Regions from separate parts of the Homo sapiens genome. Here region 1 is linked to region 2. Evidence: chromatin loops called from intact Hi-C (ENCODE). Cell type or tissue: Caco-2. All regions are shown on one strand. Each heading gives the region's core, and the rest is flanking DNA. Links, peaks and the distances in the headings are about the cores only. Region 1 overlaps LOC105379013 (a long non-coding RNA gene). Region 2 overlaps LOC105379013 (a long non-coding RNA gene).

Region 1 (9,380 bases), core at 959-8,958, 200 kb after region 2:
TAGATGCAAGGAGCAAACTCCTAGAGGGAAATTTCCAGTTTTATTGGTCTGCAGATAGAAAAGGGTTATTTGCATCATGTAGGAGAGTATTGAATAGGAGGTGAGGAAGTAGGCCAAGGCCTCATAATCTGGACATCGATTTCAGGATAAGAAGTGCATATATAAGAGGTTTCATAGGTAGAGTCGAGAGCAAGCATAGTAGAAATGACACTACAAAGATTTTAAGAAAAAATAGGATTGAAGGGGAGCCAGTGTTGCCAGATGGAGGCCATCATGTGGAGATCCTGCTTGGAGCACTCACTAGCCCAGAGCCACCATGCCATGGGATGGACCTGCAGCCTCTGGAGGCCTTGATAAGGGATGGCTGAGCTGAGCTGAGTGTTCACTTCCCTGTGCTTTTTACATTTCCTAAGGTATAGGCAACCAGGAGATGCCTTATTCTCTACAATTTTCTGGGACCAACATAGCCACATCTGTTATCCCTTTGTCCTTCCTCACCTTCCTTGCAACTCTTCATACACATTCACACACACACACACCTTTCCAGGTCTGAGAAAAAGGTAATAGACAAAACACAAACTCTAAGAATCAAATGCAGACATGTGAAGCTGGCCAGGTGCAATCATACATGCCCTCGGGTAAGGCATGATTCATCACCAAAGTCCCCAACTCCTCTGCTCTCTGAAAACACTCTGCCTTCTTGCAGATGGATGGTGACAGTCCCACTCCTTTCTACCTCATACTGAGACCAGCTTGAGCATGTGGCTGGCCATGCAGCCTTGAAAAGGACAAATGACCCGAAGGGACTAAAGTAGAATGGGGAAAGCCAGGCACTCCAAAGCTGCAACATCACCCTCTGGCAGTTATAATTGCTCCCCTGCAGTGAGGGAATGTCCCTGCCCACTACTCATCGACCAGGTAGCTCCTGGAGGGCTCAAGTTCCTGGTGGAAGGGGCTTGGCCTGTTTCAACTAACTTCAAGCAGCACAAAGCCCAGCCCATCTCTCTGTAGCTCTGGGCATTTAACAAATGCTTTTAATGATGATGATGCAATCCTTTCAGCTTAGGTCTATCAGGGTCCCCTGAGAAACATATATTATCTGAAGCTTTCCCTTTTGCTTAATTACATTGTGCTAATGTTCTTTTTCCACTAGATTTCTCCTCCCCCAACTCTCCCATCCAAATCCTGCTTCACTGTGGGTTGGATTTACATAAAAGGCCAGCACGTTATAATTGTGATGATTGATCACCAAAGTTTCCTTGGGTTCAGATTGTTTCCTAATGTGGGTCATTTTTCATCATGAAGAGTTGGCTGATAATGATGTCATTTCCATTGCTTGAATTTTGAGGCAGTGGCCACATATCACAGAGTTTAAATGACTGTCTATAGGGCAGCAAAATCATGTCGTTATCAGTTTAAAGCAGTTGCTGCTTTACTCCTGGGGACAAAACAAGAATTGGAGCCTCCTAAAACTCATCAAACAAGAGCAGGATGCCAAGAATACAAATCTGTATCTGGGCCTGGGAAAGGGGGAGCAGGAAGGAGGGGTGGTGGTGAAGCAAACCTGTTTTTGCATGAGGCTGTGTGGTAAGTATCAGATAAAAATGACAAAGTCATACTTGACAGAAAATAAGCTGTACTGCTGATCACTGGATACCTTAGATGTGTTCACCCACAATCCTTTAACTGTGATTTCACAGGAAGATTAACGAGCAAGAATTGAAATCATTCACGAAGAGAAGCTTTGGACTAAAACCCATCTGCCAGATAAGCCAATAAATGTCCCTCTCATCAAGTGATTGGGACTGGGATGGAGCTGGAATTTGGCCCTAATGTTGCATGTGTAAAGTATGCATATAAAATGAAATGATGTTACATGTGTGTTTAAAACAAATAGTTGCATTGTTAAAATCCCAAGGCTTGCAGACCCTAAATCACTGTGAGTGAGCTGCTGCCCCAGATGCTCTGTTTTCTGCTATTTGCCCCCAGCCAACTTCCCATGTGGCATGTCCTTCTGAACCCTCTAGGATGCCCTGCAGATGTTAAAAGTGTATAGTGCAGCCCCAGCCCTGTCTTCCACAGTCTTTCTCATGCAACCCAGCATCCCTCCTCCAACTTCTTTTCAAAATACTCTAACTTGGAGAAAATTGCAAGAACAGTAAAATGAACACCCATATATTGCTCACCTACATTCACTAATTATTTTTATTGTCCCAAATATGCTTTATCTCTCTGTATACATATACACACTTTTTTTTGTTTAATCATTTGAGAATTCATTGTTTTAGCTTCCCATGCTTCAGGATACTTCCCTCCTACATACTTAGGTGAGTATCTCAACAAAAGGTTTTCCTCCTTTCATATCATACTTCAGAAATTTCACATTGATATAATACTATTCTCTAATATGGTCTTTTTTAAGTTCAATTGTCCCTATAGTTTTATGCAGCTGATCTAAGTACATACATACACACATACACACACCCACACACACCCGCACACCCACACACACACGCCTCCAGGGTTTAATCAAAGATCTCACATTGCGTTTAGCTGACATGTTTGCTTTTTCATTTGTTTGTTTTGTGTTGTGGTGTTGAATTGGTCCTAGCGGTATCAATATAAACCTATTTTTATTTCAAAAATTTATTTCTTAGGAAGATGGAGATATGTCAAGAAGACACAGGATTCTTCTTGAAAGGATTCCCACTGGGAAAACTGGGATAATTTAAACATCAAAATGACAAATGACAGAAGTGGTTATAACATATTAGAGGGAACAAATATATTTTCTGATATTTTGAAAAATCAAGGTGGGAAGAAGAATGGAACACTCCTCTTTAGAGAAGAATACCAACTAATAAATGAGTAGGAAATTTAGAAATAGAAAATTGTCATTTTGTAACCATCATAATGATAATTAATTCAGGCAGGGGCCATGATATCCCAGTCCACATTTGTACCTTTCTTTTTCCACAGTGAGAATCCAGGTTCCCAACAACCTTGTTATGTTTACCCATTTGCCTGGTCCTGCAGTACACACTATCAACAATTTATTAAGTGGAGTTCAAGATTTCCATACCGTTTCATTTTTATTCTTAGAAAATGTTATGTTGGGTTGTACAATCAGCATACTTTGTTCGAAAGTGACTTGAGTACTTTTTCTAATCTGTGATTTTTATCTATTTCATGTAATTTTGGGTTTTTTCTGCTTGAATTCAATTTTCATCTTTTTTCCATTTCTTAATTCTATTTTTTGGAAATGTAAACCTTTAACACACTTTGAAACACAAAACCAAATCAAAAGGGATCCCCAGAGAAATTCCATCTTCTTCCCTATGACTTGCATTTGGTTCTCACTGATCCCTATAAATAACCAATTTCATTCATTTCTAGTTTAATTTCCTTGTTTTGTTTTTGTTGTTGTTTTTTTTTTTTTTTTTTTCAGAAAAATAAGCAAATTTACAGACAAATTTTTAAGCCATTAATATTTGTGTCCTTTTTGTAACAATTGCTTTGGAATTTTGGAAAAATATATGAGAAAATTCCAAAAGATGAAGTCACCCCAAGAACATACGTTTTCATTTCCTGCTTAGAGTTAAGTGAAGAATTTTTGTTTAAGGGAGGATGACAGACGCCAACCTAGTCATTGGACTTAGGGGACTAGCCACTATCACATTCCTCAAAATCTGTATTTTTTTGTCTCAGTAACAAATAGGAATGCAACCAATTTGACCCCGTACTGATTCTCTTGTTGATATGATCAAATTAACCAGCCAAGCAACAGCACTTCCTAGACTCAGCATAATTCTGATCACTTTGTTCTGTAGCTTAATACCCTTCCATGGCTTCCTATTGTCCTCAGGATAAATTCCAAACTTGCAAAGCCCACTGTAGGCTGCCCTCTCCACTTGGCGTGCACACAGACACACACACACACACGGGTTCCTGAGTCCCAACAGTTCACTTCTTTTCTCAACCTGTGCTGTTTGCTTTGCTCACACTGAGCCCAACATTTGAACTGCTCTTCCCACGAAGGGCAAGGAAGTCGGGTGGATGGGTGTCACCTTCACCAGCCCCTCAAGGCAAGTCCATTTGTTGAGCTCTAAAGACGCATCTTACATTGCAGTTTCCCATGTCTGAAACTTGGGAGTTGGATTTATAACAGGACCTCCTGTGACTGCAACCACTTGGAAAGGCATGATGGGAAACTGGGCTTTCCAGTTTAGCCTTGGAGCCAAGGACAGGTGCAGGACGGCTTATTACTGTTCCAGGACAGAACTTGGGACCCAGTAGCTCCTTTGGCCCCAGCCTCTCGGTCCTGCACTGTGGTGTGGCCCTCAGCCCTCCCGATAGTGAGGACTGCACCCCCACCCTGTTCCCTTCATGCCTCAGGCCTTCCAAGTTCCGACCCTGCAATTGGATGACTCTGTCTGCCTCACCTGTTTCCATGCGTTGTATTTCCAACCAGGCTAGTAAATTAACAGTCTCCTAGGAGATCTCTTTTTCTGACTCTCTTCTTGCATTTCTACTTCCCGGATCCTGCATCGGATCCTACATGGCTCTATAGCAATCCCATAAAACCCAGCATTTAATCTTGGTCTAGTTCCTTCTATTGTCTTCAACTCCATGCTTCCACTTGAAGAGAAGCTAACGCAGCAGTAATTTTCAGCCTTGACTGTGAAAAAGAATCACCTGAGAGATTTCTGACTCAGTAATCTATGGGTAGGGCACTAGGATTTGCACTTCCAGCATGTACCTCGGGGACCGCCAGGACCTCTTTAAGAAACCCAGTAGGTAGGCAGTCTGGGCACTTCCTATCACCCTTCACCCTAACTGGGCCCTGTTAATGCTAGAGATACTCTTTCTCCTAATTACTCACAATGACTATTCAGCAGACATCCTTAGGAAACTCTAGGCCTCTAAGCCGACAATTGCTCTCACCAGAACCACTGCCCTCAGCTGGCCCAGTCAGGAACCACAGCTCTAAGACACACTCCCTGCTCTTTACCCCAATTACCTTCTTGCCCTAAAACAGATTTATCTTTGAACTGTGTATTTTTGCACTCAGAAAAATAGACATTATTATGCTGCCTGCTCACACTCTGTTTATTCACACCAATGTAATTTTTATTAAAATAATGTTTGCATATATCATTTGTAAATGTGTTTTAGATAGTAGGCATACTTTGAAATCTCTTTCCATCACCCAACTTGTAGAAAATAATTTCACTAACACCCAGCTAATCAATATTTCTTCTTCAAAAACATAATAAAATGAAATTTGGCTTGACATCTATGAAGCTGGTACAAATTAGTGAGAATTACCACCACCTGGCAGAAAAGTGGCTAATAGACATGGTGGAAGGTGTCCTGGCCATTTATAAGCAGAGTCTGGTGGAGGCGGCCACATAGAACCAAGTCCAGTGGAGGCAGATGATGGCTGGTTTGGGAGGGGTGCTGGGAGACTGTTTTCCTCCAGCCCTTGGGACACGGGCATGCTTGTCTTCACTTCTGAGGATGTCAGCAGCTGCTTTGGCCGAGAGTACAAGTGGTCTTACGTACAAAGCTTTTTTTTTTTTTTTTTTTCCCCACAGAGCCTTGAAAGAAATCAGAAGAGATTCTGAGGAGGTAGCTAAGGAATCCCAGATCACCTAAGAGTTTGGAAAGAAGAAAGAGGGCATGGCACACCCAGGGGAATGACGCCTCTGCACCCCAGCCTGGCCTCACAAGCACTGTAGTGGTTATATACGAGGCTCTGGGGGCTTTCTGCTGGAATCCTCCTCCTGCTCTGCCATGACCAGTTGTGATTCTGGGCAATTTACTTAGTCTCTGTCAGCCTTCCCCATCCACTGGAGGAGAGATAGTTTTAACTCATGTCACTGTGATAACTGCACTGATGACATCAGGTATTTGACACAAAGTAAGCATTCAATAAACATGCCTTTTTTTTGTTGTGGTAAAATAGACATAATAAAATTTATAATTTTGGCCATTTTTAAGGGTATGGTTCAGTGGCATTAAGTACATTCACATTGCTGTGCAACCATCACTACCCTCCATCTCCAGAACATTTTCATCATCTCCAACTGAAACTTTATTCTTTTTTTCAATCCATTAGCTGGATTTAGTCACGTTTATAAATTTCTTTATATGGTGTCTAACACGTTAACTATAACATCAGGAAACACAGGATCCCATTTTAGCTTTTGGATTTTATTTTTGAGCAATTTATTTGTAGGGATTGATATTACATTGCTTTTACTTTTTCTTAGAGGTCTTCCAAATAACAAGAGAAAATTTACTATTTAAAAAATAGAATAAAAGTCAATCTTGCAATTTTTGTAAATCCAAGCTATATTATGGAATCTTAGTGATTTTCTTTTTCTTATATCTTGAAACATTTTGCTATTCATCATTCTAGTCATCATTTGATCATTACTCACCAATTATTCCCAACTGTGTTTAAAAACACTAAAATAATGTGAAATGGAAAAATGATATAATTTCATAAAAGGCTGATGCAATAATGAACTAAACTGTGGCTATTACATCACCTTTTAGTTTTCCTGCTGTCCTGCCCCAAGTATTGTAGAATCATTCAAGAAGGTTTAGGAGAACAGTAAAGACACCATCTTTGTAGTTTCTTCTCATCTTTTATACACAACTGAGCATCCATAATTTTTATTTTCCAACCACAATGGCAAAGATAAGCAAATTTACAGAGGAAGATGTTTCATATTATTAAACAAATCATAAGATTAATGCAAAGAGATTTCATATAAGCAAAATTTTAGACTGTGAGTTTTCAGATGACAATATCCTAAGTGAATTTTTCCAAAGTCTAGAATCAATAAATGGACACTATATTTTTAAGGACAAAAATGAAATATCGTGTCCTCAATGAGTTAGTAACTCAACAGGAAGAACTTTATCATGCAGTGTTCTGTGATCAGAACATAGACCATCCCGTTTTGAAAAAAAAAAAAAGTAATAATATTCTTTTGTCTCTTATGTGGTTGTGCACCAAAATTTGCTTAATATGGGTCATAAGTGGACTAGGTGGGTGTGTACTGAAAGGGGAATGGAAGAAAATAATGTGGAAACCAAAACAATCAATTGAATCATTCTAATTGATAAAACATGAAAATGTTTTGCAATTATAGAATGAAGATGTGAGTCCTCTTTTAAACAAATCATGAGCCACAGTTTTTAAAAATATTTTATTTTGATGATATAACTGCAAGAAGATAAAATTAGAGGTAACGATAAGCTAAACTTTTAGAGATGGACTTGAAATTTGGAATCAATGCTGTATTTCTAAGACCAACATGTTCCAGAATCATGCATGACAATTGATCACCAGTTAATGGCATTCGAAGGAAGTTGCCCAAAAATTGTAGGCATCAATACCTTCTACACCAGGAAAATATGGTAAGAAAAACTGGAGTTTGCTATGTTTACATTTTTATTAAAATTTTTAATAAAGTTATTTTTCATAATATATCTGGTCTTCTGTAAATTACTCATAAAATGACTAAAAAATATAAAAACACAAAAAGGGTCCATTGGACACAAATGGTAAATGGTGAGAACTATTCTTGGTTTACCAAGGATTAAGCACTCAATAAAAGGTCATTGTTATCACTGTTACCGTCATCAGAGTTCACAAAGTTTTATCCGGTCCTAGACTTATTCTGAAAAAGAAACCACATCCTATGTTCCATGGAACAAAAAGGACTCCTAAGCACCAGTGGGTTTGAGGTATCCTGCTACCACAGCCAGGAAAGGGTGTCCCGCATGCCTTCCCATTGCAGCATGAGAAAGGAAGACATATGGCCTGATGCGGCCAGTCATGAGGTGAGCCTTCTTCCTGGTGGGTATGCACAGCCTGCAGGATGTATCACTGACCACTCTCCCCGGCTACTACCCACCTCTACGGATTTACATGGAACTGTGCAGCCTTCCCTGCTTTTAAGAGCTCAAACTTTTAAAAAGAGTAGAAGAAAAATTTGTAGCCCAGTGGTTCCTTTATTCCTTCTGATGTTTAGGCTGTGACTTTGAAAGATAAAGACTATGGGAAGTGACCATCTGGCTACAGGAGGGAGTGTCCATAAAAGAATCATATAACTGGACCAGGAGTGGTGGCTCATGCCTGTAATCCCAGCACTTTGGGAGACCGAGGCAGATCACTTGAGGCCAGGAGTTCGAGACCAACCTGGGCAACATGGCAAAACCCCATCTCTACAAAAAATATAAAAATTAGCTGGGTGTGGTAGCATGTGCCTGTAGTCCCAGCCACTTGGGAGGCAGAGAGGGGAGGATTGCTTGAGCTTGGGAGGTCAAGGCTACAGTGAGCCATGATTATGCCACTGCACTCCATCCTGGGTGAAGACTGAAAATCTGTCTCGAAAAAAAATTAAAAAAACCCGAATACAAAAAGGACATCCAGGGGCTCAAAGACAGAAAAATAGTAAGAGAGGAATCTCCCTACTAATTCTGAAGAGTAACATCTGAGAAAATGAGTAAAGGAGAAAACAGAGCTTCAGATTTCTATGTATCAATTAAAAATAGATTTGATTTTTTTGATTAGTAAATGTTACCCCCTGGGTTTGTCCAATCTAAGAGAAAGCTTCCCAGTCATAAGAATAATCCCCCCAGTGGAGACAAAAATGACCACAAGACAGTCACTAATACCCATGTAGGCAGATATTCAAGTATTGGCCAAAGGATCACGTGAAAATATGCTGCAAAAGCTATTCCCAAGCTGAGAGGGAGGAAACCTGAATCCCCTCAAGGTTTCTTCCATCTCAATGCAGGATAACATAATAGTTAAAACAAAGGGTCTTGGAATCAGAGTGTCCCAGCTCAGCGTGTACTGAGGGACACAGTTTAACCTTCCTAAACCTAGCTTTGACCATTTATAAGTGGACCAGCTGGGGTTGCGGGGAGAATGCTGATGACAGTGGTACCCACCTGTACTGGTATGCCCGACAGATCCCCTTACACCCTTCACTATTCTTTCTGCCCCAGGAGACTGACCTGGATGAAACTCCTCAGCAGCCTCCCTCTTTGAGTCCAACAGCCTGCCCTGGTTGTATCCAACAGACTCCTGCCCCAGAAAGAGACTGGAGGAAGAAAAGAGTGAGTGCAGGCTGTTGATGGCCTCAGCTCCTTGTGCGGTCCTATCTGACTGGCTGTGTCCTCCAACTGAAGGTCACTGCTGCTCTCAAGGCAGCCCTATCTGCATAACTCTTTCCTTCTGGATTCTGGAACCTCCTCTCTTCCCTCAATGCTTCAGGCCTAGAGGTGGTAACCAGTTCTTTGTCACTAGCCTGGGACACTGCACTATCTCTTATGGATCCTTACCACAGGTCTTA
Region 2 (9,380 bases), core at 382-8,381:
CTCTGTCTCCCTGGCAGCGAAATTCCAGGAAACCCCCTCAGATGGGGGTTAATGGCAGCAGTATTTTCGGGAGGCCCTGCTTTAGTCAGGTAAGTGCAGTCGAGATAACACTTTTTTCTGTATCTTCTTTAGCTCAAATGTTCTCACTTCAAAAATCTTTATGCCAGCTCCAGGGATTTGAATGAATCCCCACAAGACTCAAGACATATATCATCTCAAGAACTTTCAAAAAGGAAAACTTCCTGGTTCCTTTCTAGGGCAAATTTTGAGATGGACAATATTTCTATGACATGCTTGAGAGCTTCAGGAAGGCTCAGTGAAGTTCCTGGTGACAGAGACATCACTGCCTAATACAAATGCACTGTGGGGTTACGGATAAGGTCTCTGCCCAGGATGACATCATCCTGGGCCTCATTCCAGTACTGTAAGCTGTGACTTCTGTGCCCAGAGTGAGGACTGCTGTTTAACTTCGTTAGGTTCTCAAGATACAAAGCCTGCTACTTACCTTCAGAAAATCATTGCACAATATTTCAAGAGTGAAGTCATATCAGGTTTCTTTTTTCTGTTTACTTTTGCCTTTCACTCATCACAAACAGGATAAAAGGTAGACCGTTTATATTTTTGGGTCACAAATTGATCTTATAACTCCAAACACTGACTTCCAGGGAAATTTTGTTACCAGTGGAAATATCTAGACGAAAAGGTGAAATTCAAAGTGCTAATTTCAAGAGGCAGTATCTTTTATAAGTAATATGAATTCGTGCTATTTGTCTATAAGGAAAACATGCTTCCTGTTCAGTAAAGTCATTTTCACAACCTCAGGAATGCTGCCATTATTAAGATAGTTAACAGCATCTTCTAAAAAAATTGTGGACTCAGGTTCATCATTTCAAACAGCTGATACACAATACACAATGTAGAAATTAAAGATAACTTGGCCAGGTGCGGTGGCTCACATCTGCAATCCCAGCTACTCGGGAGGCTGAGGTAGGAGAATCGCCTGACACCCGGGAGGCCAAGGCTGCAGTGAGCCGTGATTGCGCCACTGCATTCCAGCCTGGGCAACAGAGCAAGACCCTGTCTTAAAAAAAATAACCGAGCCACCAAGTGATCCTATCTTAGGAGATGGAAACCCCCATCATAAGAAGAGTAGGTAAATGTCTGCAGTCTAGCCTCTGGGAATGAAATTTCTTAAGGACGGGCTTCATGGATTTGGGGCTCATGAACCTGCAAGAACACTGGCAATCAAGAGAGTAAAAACATAACCAGAAGGGTTCAGAGTTTGGGAAGCTTCTTCGTAGCACTAACTGAGATATTGCTAATTAGTGGCTCTCCAAAATATTATTAAAATAATCTGTTGATTCTGGACAGTCTTTATTAGGGGAGGAGGCTGTCCTGTGCATTATAGGATGTTTAGCAGCATTCCTGACTTCTACCCTCTAGATGCCAGGAGCAGCCCCAGTCATGACAACCAGAAATGTTGCCAGACATGGCCAAATATCCCCTGGGAGGCAAAATCATCCCCAGTTGAGAACTGATGGCTTAAAGTTAATGGAGAACACTATTTACAAAAAATCTCACTAGAGTCTCGGGGTGCAGGTAGGGGATGGAGCAAAGTTGGGAGTATTTTTGAGATTGTGAAGTCTGGATTTTTTCCAATGTGTATCTTTTAGTGTGAGAGCCAGGGAGCCCTGGCTGGGGTCTAGTGAGGACCATAATCTAATCACTTAGAATGGGCAAACACAAGATGAAGATTTTGAGGGCAAAGACTCGGAAATGCTCAAATTTTAAAATTTTCCTTGAATGCTTTCTATTGACGAGTTGATGTGTCTTTGGGGAAATTCCTGGAATGAACAATACAGTTATTTGTAACTGTTATCTTCTTGAGGAAGAGTTTTCTGGAACAGTAAAGTTATGCTGATGAAGATCCTGGAATAGTAAAATCATGTTAACGTAGACTGTGTGGATATAAATACGTTTTAGATCTCAGTGAATTCCTTAAGTTCCTTGATTTTTTGCCCCTGCCCTTTTGCCCGTTATTACCACATTCAGAAAAGCCAATAAAATACAAAAAAAAAAAAAAAGAGACTAAAGAGGCAGCAGGAAGAAGGAGGGGCTCGGATGTTGCTGCTGGGCTCCATCCTGGCTTCACCACACTGACACCTGCATGACCTGGGTGAGCAACATACTTTCTCCAAACCTCAGCCTCTCCATCAATATATGGAAGTTGATAATAGTGACTCCTTCATCAAGTTGTGGTAGAGTTTGAATGAAATAATACATGACCAGTGCCCTAGACATACTATGCACTCAGTGGGTATAAATCAACTGTGTAAAACTAGGAAAACATGCCATCACTATGGTGCTTCTATGCTTAGACCAACATGCCTTTGGGGACTGCCTCATTCTTTCTGAAAACTAAGCAAATACTGGGTTTAAAAGGAAGCAGAAGTGTTGTCTCTGCACCCTAGAAATATTGTGTAGGGAGAGGTGGCTAACTCTCCTAAATCCTTCCACCCATGTTTTTAACTGAGCATGCTCTTGGATCACCACTAAAATGCATGGGGGAATTTAGGCTGTAATTTAGTAATGCCACTGTTTATAAAAGTAGAGGAACAATGAGAACACCATGGCATTAGTTTGGAGTAGGTTAAAAATTACTTTTCTGAAGCTTATCTACTAGAATGTTTATCTAAGCTATTTTTCATGGGACGTTTTAAAGACAATACCTTCCTTCAATAGCCATGACCTTGAATTCATTACATGGTGGAATTCTACTGCTTACTCTCTCCTAATTCTGAAAGCCAGCCATATTCTTCAAGTGGGAGACTCATTTGTACAGTGCCAGGTGCTGATCTAGGCACTTCATATGAACTTTCTCCTTTAATCCTCAGTCTGTAAGGTAAATACCGTGATGAGAAATCTGATACTCAGAGTCAAGCAATACAGTGAGGAGACCCAGCTGACACACAAGTGGAGGCAGAATTTAAGCCTTGTCTAGTGGGCTCCAAAGTCGATGGTTCTACTGCAGCATGTTACCACCTACATGTCTATTTCTCAAAACAGCAACAAACAGAAAAACCCTAAGATAACACATCAAACATCCTAGTCATGGTTTTACAGAGTCTGGGTCCATATGCAGTATTTGAACAGATAAACTGGTTTCTAGTATGTTGGCAAGGAAGGGGCAATCTTGCAAGGTGGATAGATCTAATCTGATTGTAAGGTGACTGAAATAACCAGACACCAGCCTCAGGGAGCCTCATTGCCAGTCCAGTTGTTTGCCTAATTTTAACCAGTGAATGAAGTAGATCCAATCCATTGGTTGACACTTAACTGCTGTTGATGGGGCTGAGAGGAAGAAAAACAAGTCCGTCCCCTCTCTTATATACCATCCTGTCCCCCAGTGCAATCTGAGTGCCGTGTAAATTTGGCAAAGGGATGTTTAGACAGCAAAGGTTATCAACAAAATGGTTATGGGCCAAGGGAATTTCACTGAATAACCCTGTGGCTGGGAGTGACACTGGAATTAATTGTCTCCTAGTGTCCTGAAGAGTAGGCTTCCTAGGATGGTCTCCTTTTTTATGGTGGTGGTAATCTTTTTATTATTTTTCACGGTGGGTGATTCATTAAAAGAACAACTAAATGCAATTCAATTTCTAGGCCTTTGTAAGGTTTTTGGGTTTGGTTTTTGTTTTTTAACATGAACCAGAGTTCTTTTTTCCATCTCAGCTCTGTGAAAATGCCAACTGTGTGATTCTGAGCAAGTCGCCTAATCTCACTAGGGCTCAGTTTCTTCTCTGTAAGAGAGGGATCCACTATGTGACCCCTAAGGTCCTTTCTTGCTTTTAAGTCAAACTGATTCAGATGTTATTAACTGACTAGTGCCCTCTACAGGCAACTTCCTCCACCGTGTAAGAATCCAGGAAGAGGATATTTGCAAAATTCTCTTATTATATTTAATGTTGTGACTTAGTGTGCAACATAATATTTTGTTATGTAATGAACCATGCTGTGAAGCAAATAAAAATGTTAGACTTCATCTAGACCTAATTTTACAGATAAAGAATATAAGGACCACCATGGCTGGGAACTTTTCCAGTTCCTTTGGGATAAGGCTGGGGCTTGGTTACAAATCCCTGATATTCAGCTTAATAGTGTCCAGTGGTGACCTTTCTAGTCTTTTATGGTTTTCTTCAAAACTCTCTTTCCTTCACTTCTCAGATAACATTGGAACTCCGCATTTTCTAAATTTTCTATGTACTTACTATCCTTAACAGTTGATGAACTGTGGATTTTTCCACTAGAGTGGGAAATGGCTGTGTAGAAGTTGCCTGGTAATGATGTGAGCACCTCCTGTGAGGGTTACTTTCTTGCAACCTTTCCTGCTACTGATGTGAAGGTCCTTTACTGACATTGCTAGTGGAAAATGTATGCATGCTCAATATCTGATTGATTCACTTTTAGTTCAAGGACTGCAAAAATTTTTAATCCTTCATGCGGAGACCTACTCAGAAGTTGGGACACATTATTCATTTCTAAGGTGGAGGACGTAGAAAAAATGTCCTGGACAGCTTTCAGTGAAAATCTGGGTCTGCTTAAGCCTGCTTTAAAATTTTCTAAAATGAATTCATGTTTTAATTTTTATTATTACAAAAGCAGCATTTGTGCCTTGTCGAAAGTTATAAATTCAGATAAAGAAAAATAAGAAAACGATAGCACCATATTCCTACCACCCATAGATTACCACTGTTAACACCTGTGTGTATATCCTTAAAGCTTTTTCTATGCGTGTATAAATATACATATACATATTTTTACCAAAATGAGATCATGTTGTACATGCTGTTTGTAACCTGCTTTTTTTAGTTAATGATCTCCATCTTTCCTTGCCAATAAATTTTCATCTTATCTAAAACCCAGTCTGTATTCAAATTCCTCCTGCTCGTCCCCAAAAATGTCCTTTCCAGTTGGTTTGTCCAAACCGAACTCAAACCTAGGGCCCTGCATTGCATCTAGTATTATGTCCCTTAAAGCTCTTTAATCTAGCATGGTTTCTTCCCTCCTTTTATTATTTTTTTCATGAAACTCCTTGTTGAAAAAAACAGGGAAGCTTTCTTTTGTTTTTTTCTCTTTCAGATTTTGTTCTTTACATAAACCAGATTTTTTTTTTAAAATTGCCCAACTTTTTGCTGTATCTTCACCTGCAAGAGATACTGCCTTAATGGTATGACAGATGGTCAACTGCTGAAATGTAAAGATTTTCGTCTAAAATGAAATCTGTAAACCTGCTCAAAAGCCTGGAAAACATCTCTATTTTTCTTTAAGTTTCCCCTCTGCCTGTCCCTCCAGCCCAGAACAAAGGATAATCAGTCAAAACTTGTGTCAGGCCCTATGATAAGCTATAGTGGTGAACCAAACAGCCATGGTCCCTGTCCTCATGGAGCTTATAGTCTAGGGAGGGAATCTGACCTTCAGTTAATCATTAACATTAAATGCTTAATTAGGTGATGACAAAGACAAATGCTGAAAAGGCAAAGGATAGAGTATAAGGTGTCCAGGTGTGAGAGGTGGCTCAGGAAATAAAGGGGCCTTGTCTGGTATATTACAGCAGCCTTTTCCAGAGAAATGGCATTGAGATTAGAACTGGTTAAGAAGAGAGGAAGGAGAAGACTGTTTCAGGCAGTGAAACCAGCATTTGCCAAGGTGCTGAGGTTTAGGAGTAGTTTCTAGCATGGCTGGGATAAAGGGGATTAGGGGAAAAATGGAATGAGATAAAGCTGGAAAGGAAGGCATGCAGCAGCTCATTCAGAGCTTATAGGCCATGTGAACAACTTTGGGCTTAATTATGTGGGCAAGGGGGAGCAATGAAGAGCTCTGAGATTTATATTTTACTAAGATCAGGCTGACTATTGTGTAAAGAGTATGTATTAGTTCGTTTTCACACTGCTGATAAAGACATAACAGAGACTGGGTAATTTCCAAAAGAAAGAGGTTTAATTCAACTCACAGTTCCATGTGGGTGGAGAAGCCTCACAATCATGGTGGAAGGCAAGGAGGAGCAAGTCATGGCTTACATGGATGGAGCAGGCAAAGAGAGAGAGCTTGTTCAGTGGAACCCCTCTTTTTAAAACCATCAGATCTCATAAGACTTATTCACTATCACGAGAACAGCACGAGAAAGACCTGCCCTCATGATTCGGTTACCTCCCACCAGGTCCCTCCCACAACACATGGGAATTCAAGATGAGATTTGGACAGGGACACAGCCAAACCATATCAGAGTACATGAAAGAGATAGGACTGGGCACGAATTACCAGTTAGAAGGCCACTGTGGTTGCGCCACTGAGAGATGATAGCTTGGCCTAAAGTAATGGCTGGAATGGATTGAAGAGGAGTGATTTCAGAGATATTTAGTGAATCAGCAAGTGGAACCAAAAAGACTTGAGGACTGATTGGATGAGGAGAGGTTAGGGAGAGGTAAAGGAAGGAGAGGAGCTAAGGATGATATATCTGTCAGCATTGTTTCTGTAGGGGTGATTGCAATCCCATTCAAACTGGCTTAAGCCTAAATGAAAATTTATTGATTCAAGTGAAGGAGAAGTCCTTGGGGTAGATCAGATACTTCATATATGGCTGGATCCAGGAGTTCAGATGATGTCTTCTAGAGTAGCTCTCTTTTGAATTCTTTATCTGGTGTAATGGCTTCACTCTCTGGAAAGCTCTCCTTGTGGTGGCAAAATAGCTGCTGGCAGCTCTAGGTTCACATCCTCAGAGGTTAGCAACTCCAGAAGAAGGCAACTTCTCAATAGTTTCAGGAAACTTCCTAGAATTGAGCCTTATTGGCTAGTCCTGGGTAACATGTTTACCCATGGAGCTAACAGGTAGGATTAATCTCACCTGGAGTAAAGACATTGTGAGCAGGAAAGGAAATTTGAAGAGCTATTCCCAGTACAAAGGTGAATGAGTGCTAAGTAGGCAAGAATGACAGTACTAATAAGGAGTCCAGGTAACTCTGAGGATTTTTACAGGCAAAACTGAGTGGATGGCGGAGGGATGGGGGTAGGGTTTATTCATTGAAGGAAGGGTAGAGTGTTGAGGGGAAAGATCACAAGTTCAGGTTTGCACATGTTCTTTTTGAGGCCTATTATCACATGGGGATATCAAGTGGGCAGATGGATCCATGAGTCTGATCCATGAGTATCAGTAGAAAATTCTTGGCAGTAGTTCAAGTTCCTGGAGTTATCACTGCACAGGATATGGACAGGATCATCTGAGGAGCGAGTCAGATGAGAAAAGGAAATTTAATGTCTGGGTAGAGGAAGAGGCTGCGGAGCCCAGAATAAAAGAAGGTCCTATCAGCTAGTTAGAAAGAAACCTAGCGGGAATGGTGCCATCAAAGTCAAGCCTCTGTCATGACAGTGAGTATGGAATGATTAACTATATGCCATGCCTCTGAGAGAGAAAATCAGATGCAGAAGTGTTCCTCAAATGTAGCAGCACTGAGATTGTTGGTGACCTTAGTCAGTGGAACAGGTGTCCTTAGAGCATTGGGGAAGGAAGCCAGGTTTGGTAGGTGGTGGAAGGGTGAATCAGAGTTGAAAATATGGTAAAGATTAGAAATTTACTATGAAGAAATGGAGATTGACAAAAGAATGGCAAGAGTAGGCAAAGGGGGTCTAGGAGGGGTTTTTGTTTTATGTTTTAAAAGAGACACTTGAACTTATTGAGAGGAAAGTTGGAAACACAAGCTAAAAGACAGAAGATGGGATCCACGGCATGGGTGGATGGAGAGATGTTGGAATTGAGAGGGACCATGTCCTCCACTGTACCTGGAAGCAAAAGGATGAACACAAAAGCAGGAAAGTTTGTATAGATCTCATGGCCAGAAATTGAAGTTGTTTCCATGTAATGGTTTCTATTATTTCTGTGAAGTAGGAAGTTACATTGTCTCCTTAAAGCGAGCAAGAAATCCAAGGTTTGAAGAGAACAGAGAGATTTGAAACAGAGTGTAGAAAAACAAACCAGAGGTAGAGTAGGATTTCAGAGCAGTGCCTGTGGCCCAGCAGGGGAGGAATTGGCCTCATCAGATCGGTTGGTGATTTCCCGCAGCAGTGCCCAGCAGCCTGAGCGCTCAACCTGAGAAGATGAACAGTGAGTCATTCAGATATGATGAAAGAGCACAGGAAAAAGGAGCTGATGGTAGAGTCAAACCCCACCACAACATTATATGTGAGATCCAAAAACTGAATTGCATAAAATGGAGAGCCTTGTTATAACTAGGTTAGTGAAATGAGGATAGGGACTGGGTGGAAGGTGGGAGCCAAACACCAATTACAGGCTGCTAACTTCGCACTGCAACAGGAGGTACCATCATGGGGGTTTTACTACATTTGCAAGGGAAAGATTGAAAGGATGAACCATAGAGTTCATGTTAGGAAGGAAGGGAGTGAGGAAAGGTGGGTGCTAAGGACAGGAAGAAGGAGGAGTTGACAAGAGAAGGTTCCAAAGAGGTGGGGGAACAGGCATGGAAAACATAGAGGGCTGGCCAACAGTGACACAGAATCAGGCTTGGGAAAGAAGGGCAGCCCTGGGCCATGGAAGCACACTGACCTAGGTGTTCAAAGACCTAGGTTCTAGTCCCAGCTCCACCACTTATTACCCATGTGGCCCTGACTCCAGATTCCTCATTTAAAAACTGGGAATAATGGCATCTTTCCTGTTCACCTCACTGAGCTGTCGTCACCAATTATCTGAAGTGCTTTAAAAGTGTGAGCTCTATTAGAAAACAGACCCAACAGTCTCTGGTTTCCTTTGTGGCAGAGAGGGGGTGTATGGAAAGGGAGGTGGTTACCCACAGACCCACCACCAAAAAGTGCTGGCCTCGCATGCGTGCAGTGCTTAGGTTAGGGAAGGAAAAACAGACACTGCATCTTCTGCCTTTAGCTGCTGCTGTTTACCAACAGGCTGTTCCTCAGCAGTGCTGTGGTTCTATTTTAATTTTTAATTGTTTGTTTTTATTCCATAACAATCAGACCTTCCTGGATCATTCATACACATCAAAACATCAGATGAGAGACACACAGCCCAAAGCCCTGATGCTTGCAGTGATACTCTGCAGGAGGCTACCCTATGTCTCCCCAACATTGGCCCTGTGTTTTTAACCCTTTATTCCTTTCCTTTTCTCCTTATTCTCCTTTTCCTATTAATCCCCCACTCTGGAAAAAAAAACATCCTTTTCTTTCTGTGGCCATCCATGTTTCAGTAAATGGCACTACTATCTGCCAAGTTGTTCAAGTCAAAACGTGAGAGTCTTTCATAATTCCAATCTTTCCCTCATATCCAATTCATTGTTACATCTGGTTGACAACTTCCAAGA

The links. Peaks named below come from ENCODE experiments on the same cell type or tissue, not always from the same donor. Only the 100,000 strongest peaks of a DNase experiment are listed, where the experiment ranks them.
Region 1: a loop joins it to region 2, with 2.9 times the contacts of the local background. A loop is called at or near these places in 4 of 110 quality-filtered maps.

Annotation. Positions count from the first base shown.
Region 1 is chr5:68,656,475-68,665,854 of GRCh38, forward strand. All of the region lies in intron 2 of LOC105379013 (a long non-coding RNA gene), which reads right to left. LOC105379010 (a long non-coding RNA gene) reads left to right here. Exons shown (of 3, transcript XR_007058808.1): 2 at 1,701-1,848; 3 at 2,658-2,742. Among named protein-coding and RNA genes, the nearest start is that of LINC02198, 370 kb to the right of the region's middle. In Caco-2, for the core only: a CTCF peak has its summit at 4,976 (motif pointing left); no DNase peak of the experiment used is centred there.
Region 2 is chr5:68,456,458-68,465,837 of GRCh38, forward strand. All of the region lies in intron 3 of LOC105379013 (a long non-coding RNA gene), which reads right to left. Among named protein-coding and RNA genes, the nearest start is that of PIK3R1, 250 kb to the left of the region's middle. In Caco-2, for the core only: a CTCF peak has its summit at 3,838; no DNase peak of the experiment used is centred there.